Regions from separate parts of the Homo sapiens genome. Here region 1 is linked to region 2. The links are chromatin loops, found by intact Hi-C in ENCODE. Cell type or tissue: PC-3. All regions are shown on one strand.

Region 1 (8,000 bases), 270 kb before region 2:
TTTCTAAGGCAACTTTTTTTCACATTTTACTATATTAAAGAAATACTCAAAATCGCTTTAATCATAATCCTTTGCACGAAGTCAGTGGGACTGGGATTTAAACAACTATTGAAAAATAATACACAGAAGGAGTGAGAAAAGAATGTCATCCAGCAACAATACATTTTTTTTTTTAAGTTGGAGCAAAATGCCGAACTTCTAATAGAGGGGCTGCAAAGAGAAGAAGAAAAGGCGGTCAGAAAGAATATAAACTAAAGGTAAATAAGAAGAATGAAAGTCGGGACAATACAAAAATGGCTAAAGATTGAAGTGGGAAGAGTGTAATGCACAAAAGTGAAGCCGGAGAAAAAAATGATGAAATGTAGAACAGGAACAGCGGCACAGAATGGAAAAAAAGGAGGTCAGAAAAGCACAAAGAGGGCTGAAGAACAGCAAACAAAGAAGTAGTATCAAATGGAAAGGGAGCAAGTGTCTAGATTATAAAGTGGGGGGAGAAAACATCAACATTCGGGAGGGAGGGCGGCAGCAGAGTGAAGAGCCAGAGCCACGGGAGGAGCCCAGTCATTTTGCTTTGTCTTCTACAAGTGGAGTTTATGCCACTTGACTGGAGCTTGCAAATGGATGTGAATTATTTTACTGGCATTCAAAGTCCTGCTGTAACGTTGTTAGGAATTTGGCATGGTAGTGTCAGCCTTAACAAAGGCTATCAACTTTCCTCACGTTAAACCAAAGCAGCTAAATTTACATCCTTTTGCAGCTTTCAAGCTTTTTTCAAATGGCATAAACTGGCAATAGCTAGGCTTGAAAAATTCTGGGCATTAAAGAAAGCAAAGAATCTGTTTTCATTAAAGATAATCTTATGATCATTTGCTCACATTCTTATTGCTTTAGTTTATAGTTTTTTTAAGAAATCAAGTTTACTTGAATTTAGATGGTTTTATGAAAATTCTAAAAATTCTTGAAATATGGAAATACAGTTTGCAACTACAAGGACCAAATTGCTAAGATAAACTATCAAATCACCATTAAAAAGGGCCCTTTGTCTAAGTAGTTACTTTTAAAATTGCTTTTGAGAAAAAAAAAAAAAAGGTCTCCTTAAAGTTGCAAATAATGACACCAAGAATGATTTGTTACATAGCAGGTCAAAGTAAATCAGTAGTTTCTTAACTTTGAACTGGAACTAGAAACCTAGATATATTTTCTGTTCTTCTGTTTTCTCCTTCTCCTCCTTAATAGCCTCTGAGCAAATTATCTACTGAGTGAAGTTTTATATCTTCAAGTTCAGCTCTGGTTAGGTGTTCACTTTGTTTCTCCATGGGAACAAACACGTTACCATGGGAACTGGGTAGCACAAACTATAAACAGTACTGAAAGCTTTTAGAAAGAACCACGCTTATAGCACAATGTTAACTATACAATGCAAGTGCTAGCTGGCCATTCCAATACCTAGCATATTATGGCATCTCAAAAAGAATAACTTGATCCTGTGCCTTATCAAATGATGAAAAAATAAATAAAACAAAAGGAAACTATACTTTTTTCTCATTAGAGAAAATGCAAAAGTTTGTTTTCATTAAAAAAGTTAAAATCCACAAAACATATTAATTGTGGTGATTATTTGCATTGACTTAAAAGATACACTTAAGTTTCTTCATACGATGAGTGCTTTTTGCACACTGACATTATCTTACATACCATATCTGCTTTGACATATGCTGGGTCTTAAGTCAGGGAAAAAGAAGTAAGAAAGAACAAAGGGGTTAGCACTAAGGGTCTAAAAGTCGGGTGAGTCACCAGCATTCCAAATCATCATATCCCAGGGTAGTGGAACTATGTTTCTGGGCCAGGAATGATTTATCAGGGGTTGGAATCTGGTGGGGAGGGTATGACAATAGGAATTGCAGGCAATGTTAGGGCTTTAGTGCTAGGCAAGAGAAAGATAAGGCCCATTCAGTTAGAAGCAAAGCTCCAGCCAGTGTCTAGGGAACGGAGTGTGAAGTTCAAGGCCAAATACTAGTCATGAGGCAGGGCCCCTGTTCAACAAGTGATGGTTTAGCTTAGGGTGTGGAGTGGAGGATGCCTACAATGACAGGCACACAAAAGTGAAGTTTAGGTAACAGCATTGTTGGATATCTGCAGCTTGCTGACACCTCACAGGCGCTCTGCATACTGGGCCCTGGAATACATGGTTTACTCCAGACTCGAGTTAATGATTGTGGCTAGAGCTTTTAATATATTGCCTGGTTTCATTAACATCATTAACATTGATTCTGTGGATAGGTGATGCTGGCAGCAACTGAAAACAGAAAGGAGACCTGATTTTCTAAAGATCAACCCACTATAAGACCTCCACATTTAATGTTTAACGTTGGTACACTTGTAGATAGAAAGAAGCATTTGCAATTCATTGGCAAAGGAAGAATGCCCATGCAGGCCACACATTTGGTTCCATGTTCTGAATAGTATGCTATCATGGCAATTATTGCGTGTTACCTTTAGGTGAGGAAATGTCTGATGTGACATCAGTCTCTTTGATAAAAGCAATGAAATAAACTTCAATAAAAGAGTTAACATTTTTAAAAAAATGTTCTTAGGTGCCATCTCCTTACCTTGTATTTTTCGGAGTCCTTCAGTGGCTGTTTGGCAGAGGCTCAAAGCAATTTCAGGGAAACAATTTGAACTGAACTGTGTGGTTCATGAAGTTTGAGATCAACAGACTGGCAACTCTTCAGCTTTCAGAAATAATGTGGTCATGCTGTGTGTGTCTCATTGCACTTCTGGGTTATGGTTTATTTAGTTTTATGGAACAAAATAGGTTTCCATGTAAAATAACATTTTCACCTATAAATTAGGAGCAAATAAAACAAAATTAATTTTGATGTAAAAATCTAGTCTCCCCTGTAACCCACATGTAAATTCCCCATGTTATAATTAGAGAAATGCTCTTACTAATATAAGACAAAAGATATGAAAATAAAAAGGCAATTGCCATTTTAAAAGGAAGTAGAAATTCAAAAGAGGAAGGTGTGAGGTTTAACAAAACATTAGAATTAAAAATGATACCGACAAACTAAGAAAGAAGGAAAGTAAGCTGATATTTTTATTTTATTTTTACACTATAGAATTGAATGCAATGTGTAATGTCCCTCTTATGATTTGGAAGTTGAAACAAAACTAAAGCAATGTGTTAGAGTCTCTCCTCATGACCCTGTTCATAGCAGTCAGGTAACTTAGTTCCCCCTTTCTTTTTTTTTGGAGAGGGAGTCTCGCTCTGTCGCCCAGGCTGGAGTGCAGTGGCGCCATCTCGGCTCACTGCAAGCTCCGCCTCCCGGGTTCACGCCATTCTCCTGCCTCAGGCTCCCGAGTAGCTGGGACTACAGGCGCCCGCCACCAAGCCCGGCTAACTTTTTTTTGTATTTTCAGTAGAGACGGGGTTTCACCGTGTTCACCAGGATGGTCTCGATCTCCTGACCTCGTGATCCACCCTCCTCGGCCTCCCAAAGTGCTGGGATTACAGGAGTGATCCCAATACTGGGGCTGACCTCAGGACTCGGAGTACAAAACAGAACACAGCATAGCGGGTGAGAGTGATAGTTCAATGAATAATGAGAATATAGTGCATTAGAAGTAGCTATGAAATGCTGCGAAAGATAAACAATGCTGGACACTAAATAAAATGGTAAGAATTAATATATAGTATTACAATAGGGAAAAGAGTGCAACGTGAACTAAGCTCAACAATGACCTGTACAGAGGTGATTAGGTATTTTAATGGGAGAATGAAGGAGCAGGGAGAAGGTGAGTTGGGATTCCATAGTTTTTCAGGAAAATGAAAAATTACAAAAATCCAGAAACGAGGTTAGTCCACGTGAAACCCATCTAGCTTTGTTTACTGGTGTTTATTGAAGTTCGGCTCCTCCCCTCCCACAGAGACTGGAAAGCGGGATGCTGGTCTCCAGGTGTTGGCTGGGACAACAGGAAATTCTTTATCAGGCTTGGACTTTAAGTGGGGGATAGGCTCATCCTAAGTAAACAATGTTGAGCTGTTAGAAACTGCCTTAGTGTTTGTTCAACCTAGAAAGGTAAGCTTGAGTCCTAGTCAACAAGAGAACTCAGAGGAGCCTGCTAGCGTTTGGTCAAGGTGATAACCTTTGCTCATACTAAGGAGAAAGGTGCCTGGGTGGGGTCTGAAAACTTTACATCAAGAACCTCTTCAGAGGCCTAATAGGTTTCTCAGTAGACACAATGGAGAATGCCCAGGGCCAAATGATACGTCCTTTAGCAGGAATAGAGTTGTAAATATGGCTTGTGGAGTGGCAGGAAATCAGATCAAAAGGGAATTGGGAGTAAGATCATAGCAGGCTACTGAGTTTGAATTGTATATCATAGTCTAGTGCTTCCCAAAGTGTGGGACTCATTCACAAATAACATTTTGGTTGTATGAGGATGAAGCATGAAATCATATTGTCGCATGATTTAAAAAAATTTTTAATTATCTGTTACCCCCTCTAATTAACTTCCGGAGAAAGGCTTAGGTTGATGCTAATCTGTGTCTTAAATGGTATTTTTTTTTTTTTGAGATGGAGTTTCACTCTTGTCGCCCAGGCTGGAGTGCAGTGGTGCAATCTCAGCTCACTGCAACCTCCGCCCCCCGGGTTCAAGTGATTCTCCTGCCTCAGCCTCCCAAGCAGCTGGGATTACAGGCGCCCGCCACCACGCCTGGCTAAGTTTTTGTATTTTTAGTAGAGATTGGGTTTTGCCACGTTGTGCAGGCTGGTCTCGAGCTCCTGACCTCAGGTGATCCACTCACCTCAGCTTCCCAAAATGCTGGGATTACAGGTGTGAGCCACTGTGCCTGGCCTTAAATGGTATTTTCCAATCAGCCTTTCTAACAAAGAGTAAATGAATTTCTGCCAACATTTAATGATGTAATTTCATTTTCATTAATTTAAAAAAAATAGATTTCTTTTATAGAACTAATAGTCATTTTCCCTTTTAGTAAGTAATATGAAGTTTTCTTTCCAAATATATTTACTTAAGTGAAACACACTGAGTCTGTTTAAAGACAAAGATTACGTGTGGTGGCAGGAGGAAGAGTTAGGATGACTCCCTTCTTTCTGGGTTGCTCCAAGAGGGAAGTGGTGGTGTCATTAACTAAGGCAGGAATTATGGAAAAAAAGCCAGAACAAAAGAGAAGAAAATAAAAACCAAGAATAAGAAATGGCTTGCCTATTATTACTGGATGTGCAACAAAGTTTATTTAAACCAAAGTCCTATAACTTCAAGGACATACCCAACCCACCCTCACATTCTCTCTAATACAGCCAATAAAAGCATGCCATAAAACAACCTCATCATTTCTACAACCTGCCTTCTCACAGCCTGCCATCACCTTCAAAATGCTGGGTGTTTTTTTGTTCTGCTAGGCATTTATCCTAGGTTACATCCTTGGTTCTTATGCAATTTGGTCTTGACTTTAAACGTAGAGCTTTCTTTGGTCTTTATTTTACTGCTTTCACTTCAGGGCACAACTGAAATGCTGTATTCAGCCAAGCTTTTGGACCCTTGGGTCAAAGATCCTGGCACCCATGCTCCTCCAGTAACAGGCAGGCTTGTGTATGTACTTTCTCTCTCTCTCTCTCTGTGTCTCTCTCTCCCCCCATTCCCCCCCTGGAGGATAATCCCCCCTTTGCATGGGGGATTATTAGTGTGTCCTTGAAATATATTGCTTTTTATGTATCATGCATTAAGATATCAGATGTCAGGAATGCAAAGACTTTTTTCTTCTTTGGATATCAGTCAGTCATTCTTTTTGGAGTAATTTAAATTAAATCCCTCTTTTGGAGCAAGACCTTCAACTTTTGATTTTTCTTTTTGAAGCAGATCTCTTTGCCTTTTGAACTTCTTTCTGAGGTTCATATCTGAAGCTATTCTGTCTGTCTTCTGAGATGATGTACCTTATCATATAAAAATGTATGCTGTGGGCTGGGCGCGGTGGCTCACGCCTGTAATCCTAGCACTTCGGGAGGCCAAGGCAGGTGGATCACCTGAGGTCAGGAGTTTGAGACCAGCCTGACCAACATGGTGAAACCCCGTCTCCACTAAAAGTACAAAAAACTAGCCGGGCGTAGTGGCAGGCGCCTGTAATCCCAGCTACACGGGAGGGTGAGGCAGGAGAATCACTTGAACCCGGGGATCCGAGGTTGCAGTGAGCCCAGATCGCGCCACTTCACTCCAGCCTGGGTGAAAGAGCGAAACTCCGTCTTTAAAAACTCCATCTTAAAAAAAAGTATATTGGACATTAGCTCCTTGAAAATGGCTTTTTCGTGCTGAATGTTCATGGTGAGGTCAGTCTGAATTTTAGTAATTTCAATTGACCCCTTCAAATTGAGTCTTAAATTGTCTAAATTTTTAAGTACAAAATTAGTTTGGTCGTATTTTATTAATCATACCTTATTTGTAATCAAATAAAGTACACCATTATTTTCAACAATTTTAAAAATTTTGCGGAATTTGGAGTTATGGTGTTGTAATAGATGCACATTTTTAAATAAGTTCAAAATTTTTATATAAAACTTATATATGTAATTAAACCCAAGAATAGCTGTTCCTTTCTGTTAATAGTCTATTTTTCAGTTATGGGTTTACTTTGGATGAAATTTTGACAGAGATACTTGAGAATTAAAGATCTGAAAATGAATTACATTTATAAAAATACACAAGTTCATACTTCCTATATTACATATAAAAAGATATTTTTGTCATGGGATATTTTATGTTAGCTTTAAGACTTCCATTTTTTAAAAAAGATGAGTCATTTCCTCTGTCTGGGAGATGACTGTGAGTGGTAAAAGTCTGGGTACATATGTTAAGGTCACAGAACTTTGTTAGAGCACAGAATCCACGTTCAGTTTCAAATTTCGTCTTGACTTTGAAATAAAGCAATGGTGTTAGATAAAGAAATGAAGGAATGATTTGACTAAGGTAAACCTTCTGTATCCCCGGTTAGTATCTCCTGTAGAAATAGGTCATATCCTAAGCCTTGGACTTTGAAATTTTCATTCTTAGGTCTATAATGAACCAAAATTCTTACTAAGACAAACACTTCTTGCTTAACTTTTGATTAACTTGCACATGCAAGGACATGAATTTATATTGAAGAGTGATGTCATAGCTGTAACAAAAGGGATTAAAAAAAAAACTTAGGCATTTATGCCAGTCTTTTTCTTTTCTTTTCTTTTTAAACAGAGTCTCACTCTGTCGCCCAGGCTGGGGTGCAGTGGTGTGATCTTGGCTCACTGTAACCTCCACCTCCCAGGTTCAAGTGATTCTCCTGCCTCAGCCTCTTGAGTAGCTGGGACTACAGGTGTGTGCCACCACACCTGGCTATTTTTTTATTTTTAGTAGAGATGAGGTTTCACCATGTTGGCCAAGCTGGTCTCGAACTCCTGACCTCAGGTGATAATGCCCGCCTTGGCCTCCCAAAGTGCTGGGATTACAGGCGTGAGCCACTGCGCCCAGCCTATGCTAGTCTTTAGCTCAGAATTTTAGCAGAGTAAAAGTGGGCTCTACTACCTTACTTAATAGCTGTTACTCAGTCTCTTTCAGCCTTTGGATTCACCTGTGTAAAGAGAGATGATAAAACTTTATTCATTTGTTGTGAAAACTAAATTAAAAAGCATATTAAATGTGGTAATATTTGTAAAATGCCTAGGAGGTCATCTAGCATATAGTTATTGTTTGTTCCTAAGTCCCTCAACTCATTCCTTCATCTTTTCTTCTTTGGAAGACAAAGAGCATATTCTTCCCCTCAATGTAATCCATTTCCTGATGAAAGATGATGTATTTGCTCTATGAAGATGAGTGATAGGTAATAACGGATAGTGATGGAGAATGGCAAATACCAAAGAGATTATGACCTGGGCAAGATATCTCATTAAGCAAGGTTGCTTTCTGCATTCACATTTATTACACACAAAATGAGATACAGCAGTTTTATT
Region 2 (8,000 bases):
GCAAAAGAGCATCCATTTTTTTTTTTTTTTAATTTAGGAGACTTGAATTACTAATCTTATAACTTGGTGTTTGTTCCTATGCAAGTGAATTCATCACTTGGATCCTTAGTTTACTAACTTTAGGTGGAAAAATGCCTGCGTACCCTTATAATGTTTTTATGAAAATCAAATGAGGAAAGGTTTTGTGAAATGATTTGCACAAATTCTAAAACACTACACACAGTGAATCAGATTGGCTTCCTAACTTTTAGTTTAGGAAGTTTAGTTTAGTTTAGTTTAGTGTTTCACAGTGGTTAATTTAAAAAATGAAACTTTCTTGAAATCGATAAACTAGCACATTATATTTCATGGTCTTTCTATTCAAATATTTGGTCAGAACTGTATCAAAATGTCACAATAAGAGCAGTAGCCCAAGCCTCATGTTATTTCAATCTACCAGAACCACACAATGGGGAAATGAAGAAAAATGCTAGAGACAAATTAAACAGCACCATTAAAAATGATCAGTGACTTCAGTAATCTCCTGTCCAGTAAGAGACTCTTTTTGAATATGAGCCATGATTTTTCAACAAAGGAGGAAGTGTTTTTGAGTGCTTTATGTATGTCAGATATTCTGCAAATGCATTGCATACATGGCCTCTTCTTTTACATCTTGCAGCAACCTCTTGAAATGTTATACAATTTCCATTTTAACACGAAGACACTGAAGCCCAGGAATGTTAAACAGGGGACTCCTAAAATTTTATTACTACGTCAGGGAGCTGGGAACTAAACTCTGGTTTGTGCCCTAATTATGATTCGAAAAACAAAACAAAAACAACTTTAAAAAATCACTAGGTTTCCCAACATTATTCAAACTGTTGTTTTGGTTGCAAAATCATTTCATTGTTAATAATTATAGTTATGTTGCTCTTTGTCAAACAAGCATTCTTGCTATGTTTTAACCGCAATGACTAGCTCCTAAGTGATACAAGGAATGGAAATTTTAGTACAGTTAGTAAGACAACCTCATGATGATTTGTAGCATCAGCTCTATGATTCCAAAAATAGAGCTCACTGAAGCAACACAGCCTTTGGCTGACACAACAGCAAGCAAAAGTCATTCTAGCCCAAGGCTTCTAGTTGGACCTTGCATTTGTTAGAACTGCTTATGAATCTTCCTTTTCCCTTAACAAGTGGGAGCCACTATTGCTCCCTTCAGCACAGACAGTGCCTTTGATTTAAAATGCCCGTAGACTGCTTAGGCCAAAGAAGGTATTTGGGGAACCATTTTCCTCTATGGAAAAGCAAAATAACTCCTAGAGGGAAATATCCAGTAGAAATGACATTTGCAACATCTGCAACACAGCAGGGTGATCTCTGTGGACTGTATTTTCTGTCTGAAAGAGTTGTAAATGCTGAAGAGACATAATGCAAGGGATGGATTTGTTTAGCTGTGTTCTCCAAAAGTGCTTATCTTTGAGTTTAGGTTCTAAAGAAATAATCAAAAAGGCAAGTGAATGCACCAGACTTCAGAGGCGTAAGATTGATTTGTAGAGGAAATAAACTGAGGTATTTAACTTTAGAGACAACACAGCTCAAAAGAACAGTCATAGTAGTTTTTGTGTCTCCCTTAATTCATTTTTCTGTCTCTCCCTTCCTCCCTCATTCCTACCTCTACCTTCCCCTTGAACATGGGTTCAAATGATGATTAAAAAAGCAAAAAATAGTAATATTTTATGCCCAGTTACCTCACTGGTGTTTTATTGCTGAAAATAGCAATGAATCATGCTTGGTTTCAATGAAGTAAGTATCTTGTCCAGTGGAAGAGAGATTTGTTTTTTTTACCCATTGAGTGGGTAGTGTTTTCCCTAACATCTGCAAAGGCACTTCCACTCTCAAACTACTATAACAAATCAGAATAAAAGACGTACAAAATTTCCAATCTCAACAACTTCCAGTTTTTGGTAAAGATATGAGATGGGATAATGGGACTTCTATATAAAAATCTATTTTTAAGTTTTTAAGTGCTTCAAAAGAAGATCCATCTCTGGGGAATGAGGATGTGATACAGACTACACAACCCTTGGTGCCACTCTCATTACATAGTCTAACCAAGTGGGAATTCAAAAGTAACTTTCCAAAGTATCATTATAAGGACATTTATGTCTGACCAGATGCATCAAGATGTCACATTCTCATGGCCTTTGCATTGATTCAAACAAAAGTAGACCCTTCTGAGATTTTGAAACTTTCAGCTTCTTTTCTACTAAAATATAGAATTGTGGGTTGTATTGTGATTCAAATAAAGTTATGCCTTACTTACATTACTGCGTAAAATGTATACAAAAAATGCAGTCTCATTTTGAAGTATTTTGTGGCTTATTAAATAAAAGCAATATATTACAATAAGAGCAAACAAAAGAATATTGTTCTATAGAAATTAAGTTATTGATCTACCCACATATAAATGCAACAAATAACTTTTGATTGCCTATTCTGTGCTCAGCTCTGTGCCTGGTTCTGGGCATATACAAGAGGTAAATGACCTTCTGCAAATTGAGATGGCTTTTTGGTGACCTCATAATATCATGGCCTAATCAAGGCTATGATTAAACAAAAATAGTCAAATGCATAGTCATGTAATAGATTTGTAGAAGCAACATACAATGCAAGTCAAGGAATATGACAAATTAAGTTGGGAATTTCAACTGGAGAAGAAAGCAGAGAAAAGGTCATTGAAAACATAGCTAAGTGGCCAGGCTAGATAGTGTTCACTTCTGCTGATCTGATTAAATTGGGATGATATACTGAACTCTCTGACACAGACAGAATATTTTAGTTTTCTGAGCAGATAATTTGATGAATAAGGAATAAAAAGTCTGTGTTTACAGCCTACATATATGAAAAAGTTATGATCTGGGCAAAAACTTACAAGTAAATCCTGGCCTTGACTGAAGGATACTGTATTATAGAGGTATAGGTGCTATTATAGGAGTGTTTGCCTATATCCCTCTAACAATCTTTGTGAATTATGGCACATAAAAGGCACTGATGCACCTGGTTCTTATCACTGATTTCATGGAAGATGCTGATAATCAGTCGTTATATGCTTTCCTCAGAATCTTTCTCAGCACTGTGTTCTAAGCAGCCAATGGCTAACTACCAGAATTGGTAATTAATATAAAAGATTTTTGTTACTCTGCTTCTGTATGCCTAATTAGTGGTGACAAATTATGTTGTGAGATGGTAATTATTTCTCAGGACAGAAAAATGAAATGATAGTCTCAATATTTATTGATCACCTTCTATGAGTCAGTCATTGTGCATTTAAAATTACCTTTATTACCCCATTTGACTTTGAGTCCCACCTAGTGAAAAATATATTACTATCGTTCCCTTATAAGAGATTAAATAACTTGCCTAAGGTCAGGTAGCTGGAAAGTGGCAGAGCTGAGATTCAAATCCAGATCTGTCCAATTTGAGAGTTCAGGTTCTCACTGTCTCACCAAACCTAAAAATGCAATTTCCCCTCCCCTTTGTCAGAATTGAAGTTCAGTTTTGTGGCTCTGAGTTGACTTCTCTTTTCTAGTCATATGTCTAAATTAAGCTCCCAGGGATTCCCCCTCCTACCATTGCTATTCCAGGGAAATTAGTATCTAATGTTAAGCTCAAATTACATAGTTGTAGGTATTTATAAAAATTCCTGTGGGTAAATGTAGCCACATGAATATGGTAAATTGTATTTACTCATATTGTAAACATGAGCATCTACTGTGTGAGACACTTTGATAGTCCTTGTGAAAGATAAAAAGACAAGGCATGTGAAATTCAGCTGTACAAGACACTCAGGAGATCACATATTTCATTTTCTTTTGTTCTGCTTTCAGAAGGAAAAATGATCTGTTTCTAGCTGTGGGCTCATTGTGGACTGTAGGGAATGACTTTAGAAGACGATTTTGTTTTTAGTAAAGGCAAACTAAGTTATTCACACTCACAATCTATGACTAAACTTGCAGGATACAATCTTTCTCAAAAGCTGTGGATTACTGACAAAATAGTATGAAGTTATTAGGCCAAATAAAGGCAAAACAAGAACCTAGAAAGGTAAGCAGAGCATGAATTTTCTGTTGCATTACAGATGCTTCCCTATTTTAGCAAATTTGTACTTTTACTTTGATGCCTTATGAGTCAAAAGGGAATAAATTAAAGCTCAGAGGACATACAAGTAAAAAGGCTTAGAGGAGAACTACTTCCAATAACATCCAGGACAGCAAAGGGCTGCACCCTCAGGATAAGAGTGAACCAAAAGCTTACCAGCCCTGCGTGGGCTTGCCGCATGGTTTCACATTGTCTGGGCAGTCTGAGAATCTCAGCTCCACATTTGCTTTAAGGTGAATCTAGACTAGAGGTGCACCAAGGCACCTAGCAGAAGCAATTGTGCTTTCTTTTTGAAAATATTATAGTACATTTATCTGTACTTTAAATTATCAAAATGATTTTATTTCTTAAAGAATAAACATCAAATAGTCAAAATTAACAAAGCACATAAAGATATACTGCACCATCAGTGAAAAGAGACCCACAAAGATTCCTGTAAATTAGAATTTTCAGATTCAGATACAGGCTATTATATTGGAGGAAAAAAACAACTATGCTTATATGTTTAAATAAGTGAAAGATAATTTTGAAAATACATGCAAGTAATATATGCAACTTAAAATATTAACATAGCAGATATGTAAGTTTACAGATTTTTACCAGATGAAACTTTCAGAAATTAAAAAAAAATTAAATAATTCAAGGAACATTTTAAATAGCAAATTAGGCACAGCTGAAGAGATAATTAGAAACTTATAGATGCATCAAAAACAAAAATAAACTAATATACGGCACTGATGAAAAAATGTTAGAAATTATAGAGAAGAGGGTAAAAGATAGAATATCAAGTGAGAAGGTATACAGTATAATTAATCAGTCTCAGAAAATAATCCCATTTTCGCTGGGGCTTTGAAAAGACAATGGTTGAAAATCTTCCAGAAGTGATGACACCAATTTGCAGACTCCATATCACAACAAACAACAAGCATAAAAATAAAATAAAATCTACATCTAGAGGCTGAAATTTCACAGAACAAAGAAGATAGAAACAAATTCAAAGCAGAGTAAAAAGAGGGCAGCTATTAAATTTGCTCAGCAGCAAAAATGGAAGTCAAAATTCAAAGGAATATTTGAAATGTTTTGAAAGATTATAACTTAGAATTCTACACCAAGTCAAAATAGATTTCCAGAATGAGCTAAGAAATATTTTTATGTAAAAATAACAAATACAAAAATTTAAAAAATTGAGAGAGTTAATTATCAGCAGAGCCTCATTAAAGGAACTTGAAAAGGGTTGGGCATAGTGGCTCAAGCCTCTAATTCGAGTACTTTGAGATGCTGAGTGAGGCAGATCACTTGAACTCAGGAATTTGAGATCAGCCTGGGCAACATGGTAAGACCATGTCTCTACAAAAATTAGCCAGGCATGGTGGCACGCACCTGTAGTGTCAGGAGGCTGAGGTGGGAGGATCTCTTGATCCTAGTAGGTTGAGGCTGCAGTGAGCCATGATTGCATCTCTGTCCTCAAGCTTGGGTGACAGAGTGAGACCCTGTGTCAATAAATAAGCAAATAAAGAAATAAAATTGAAAAGGATATATTTCAAGCTGAAATAAAATGATTCCATTGGAAGATGTGAGAAAAAGAATGAATGGAGAACAAATAATGTGGTCAATAATAATCATATTAATTTTTTGTGGTTCTTAAACAATGTAATAAAAATAACAAAATGAATAATATAGAAGTTGTATTGAATTAAATGGAGGAAAATAATCTAAGGTCTCCATATTTGCAGGGAGAAGAATAAAGACATTGTTGAACTTAGACTTTGACAAGGTAAGTAAGTAAATTATATTATAATTTTTATGGTAACCATTAATTGGGCATATAAATAAAGATAATGCCTTTAAGTAAGTGGGGTGGAAAATACTGAAATATTTATAAAATATTTGACCAATCCAGTAGAAGAAAAGAAAGGAGAGAAAAAGAAATAGTACAGAATAAATAGGTGAAACCACAAATAAATAATTACCTTCCAAATGAATAGATTATTTTCTCCAATTATAGAAAAAGTAATTCAAAATACAGTACAAAATCTATATACTGCTTATAAAAGAAACATGGAATATAAAGTTTAAAGTGCAAGGAGAAAGGAGGTATGTTCAAAGTTAAAGGAAGTCTACTGCTGGAGGTGAAGACTTCACAATAAGCTCATCAACAGAAACATATAACCCTTTTTACATTTGTAGATACCTGTATTAGTTCATTCTCACATAGCTGCAAAGAACTACCTGAGAATGGATAATTTATAAAGAAAAGAGCTTTAATTGACTCAAGCTCTATAGGCTGCACAGGAGGTATGGCTGGGGAGGCCTCAGGAAACTTACAATCAATGGCAGAAGGTGAAGGGAAAGCAAACACATTTTCACATGATGGCAGGAGAGAGAGAGGGAAAAGGGAAGTGCTACATACTTTTAAACAATCAGTTCTCATGAGAACTCACTCACTATCACGAGTACAGCAAAGGGAAAATCTGCCCCCATGACCCAATCACCTCCCACCAGGACCCACCTCCAACATTCAGGATCACAATTCAACATGAGATTTGGGTGGGGACACACAGCCAAACCATGTCAGTACCTAGTAACATATTCTTAATATCTATAAAGACAACACACACACACACACACACACATACACACACACACACTCATATGGTGTTGAAATTCATATGCAAGGAGAAATAGATAAAACCACAATATTAGTGGTATAACTGGACCTAGGTTCCACTGCTCACTACCTGCAAGCCAAACATTAGAGGCGACGGTTGGTGGGAGGATAAGCAGATTTAATTGGAGAGCCAGCATACTGAGAAAATGGTAAACTATCACGCTAAAGAACCACCTTAAATTTTAAAATTTACCGTAGGGTTTTAAAAGAGAAACTTGGTATGAGAGATATGCAAGAGTAGTGCAGGATCCAGGGTCTGTGTGTCTTGTTCCTATGGCTATCTTGGGATATTGATCTTCCTGAGGGCTTATTGGTCTTACCTTGACTTCCGTGCATGGTGGTAGACTCATTGTTCACGACTACCCCTACTCGGGAAGATTCCACAATGGGGTCTCCTTCCCTCATTTAAGATTAGCCTTTGGTATTTCTTAAACGAGAGCATAATTAGGGAAGCATGAATTGCTAGAAGATGGGAATGTCTAGAGCATTCCCTCAAAGGAAGGAAGTGAGTGGGGAAGGAAAGAAGAAACAAAAAGTGTATGATTTTTAAAAGTGAGGTCCCCTATTACACTACAAAATGAATTTTACTAAATTTGGCTACTAAAAAAATTTAAAAAGCTGAATGGTTCTATAAATATTTTTAAAAATGAAGTTGGCAGGCAAAAAATGTTCCCTAAAGAATATTCCAAAAACCAAATGGCTTCCCTGAGAAGCTGTTCCAAATAAAGAAATAACGACAGTGTTAAGCAAACTATTCCACAGAATTAGGAGAAACAGAGGATTCTTACTCTACTCTGCCCAACATTTATCATTCAGCAGTTACATTGCATGTCTCTGGTGGGTACAATACATAACTAGATGCCAAGTACATAATAGTGTAAAACACCGATAGTGTCCTGAGCTCTTCTAGTGCGGGATATGTATATTAAATAAGTTAATTTAGTAATTGTTCAATCAACATTGTGAGTAGGTCTTCAAGGTTAGGTATAGGGTCCTGATCCTGTATGGCTGACATTATCAGGAGCGTCAGGAAAAGTTTCAGTGAAGTAACATTTAAATTTCAATCAGAAGGAAGTTTGCTAACTGAGAAACAGGAGCAGCAGGAGCGCATTCCAGGCATTTCTTTTTTTAAAAAAAAGTTCCCTAATTAAACAAATAATTTTCATCTTTATTGAGATATAATTGACCAGAA

Evidence for each region. Peaks named below come from ENCODE experiments on the same cell type or tissue, not always from the same donor. Only the 100,000 strongest peaks of a DNase experiment are listed, where the experiment ranks them.
Region 1: it touches region 2 in a loop (23-fold over the local background); 1 of 110 quality-filtered maps calls a loop at or near these places.

Annotation. Positions count from the first base shown.
Region 1 is chr7:20,300,633-20,308,632 of GRCh38, reverse strand. LOC101927769 (a long non-coding RNA gene) reads right to left here. Exons shown (of 5, transcript NR_110117.1): 3 at 7,576-7,621; 4 at 2,610-2,841. Among named protein-coding and RNA genes, the nearest start is that of ITGB8, 26 kb to the left of the region's middle. In PC-3, no CTCF peak of the experiment used is centred here; a DNase peak (open chromatin) is centred at 6,852; H3K27ac peaks cover 1,229 bases.
Region 2 is chr7:20,026,833-20,034,832 of GRCh38, reverse strand. It overlaps MACC1-OT1 (MACC1 3' UTR overlapping transcript 1), which reads left to right. Exons shown (of 6, transcript NR_110114.1): 3 at 5,874-5,914. Among named protein-coding and RNA genes, the nearest start is that of MACC1-OT1, 110 kb to the left of the region's middle. In PC-3, no CTCF peak of the experiment used is centred here; a DNase peak (open chromatin) is centred at 3,652; H3K4me3 peaks cover 367 bases; H3K27ac peaks cover 1,222 bases.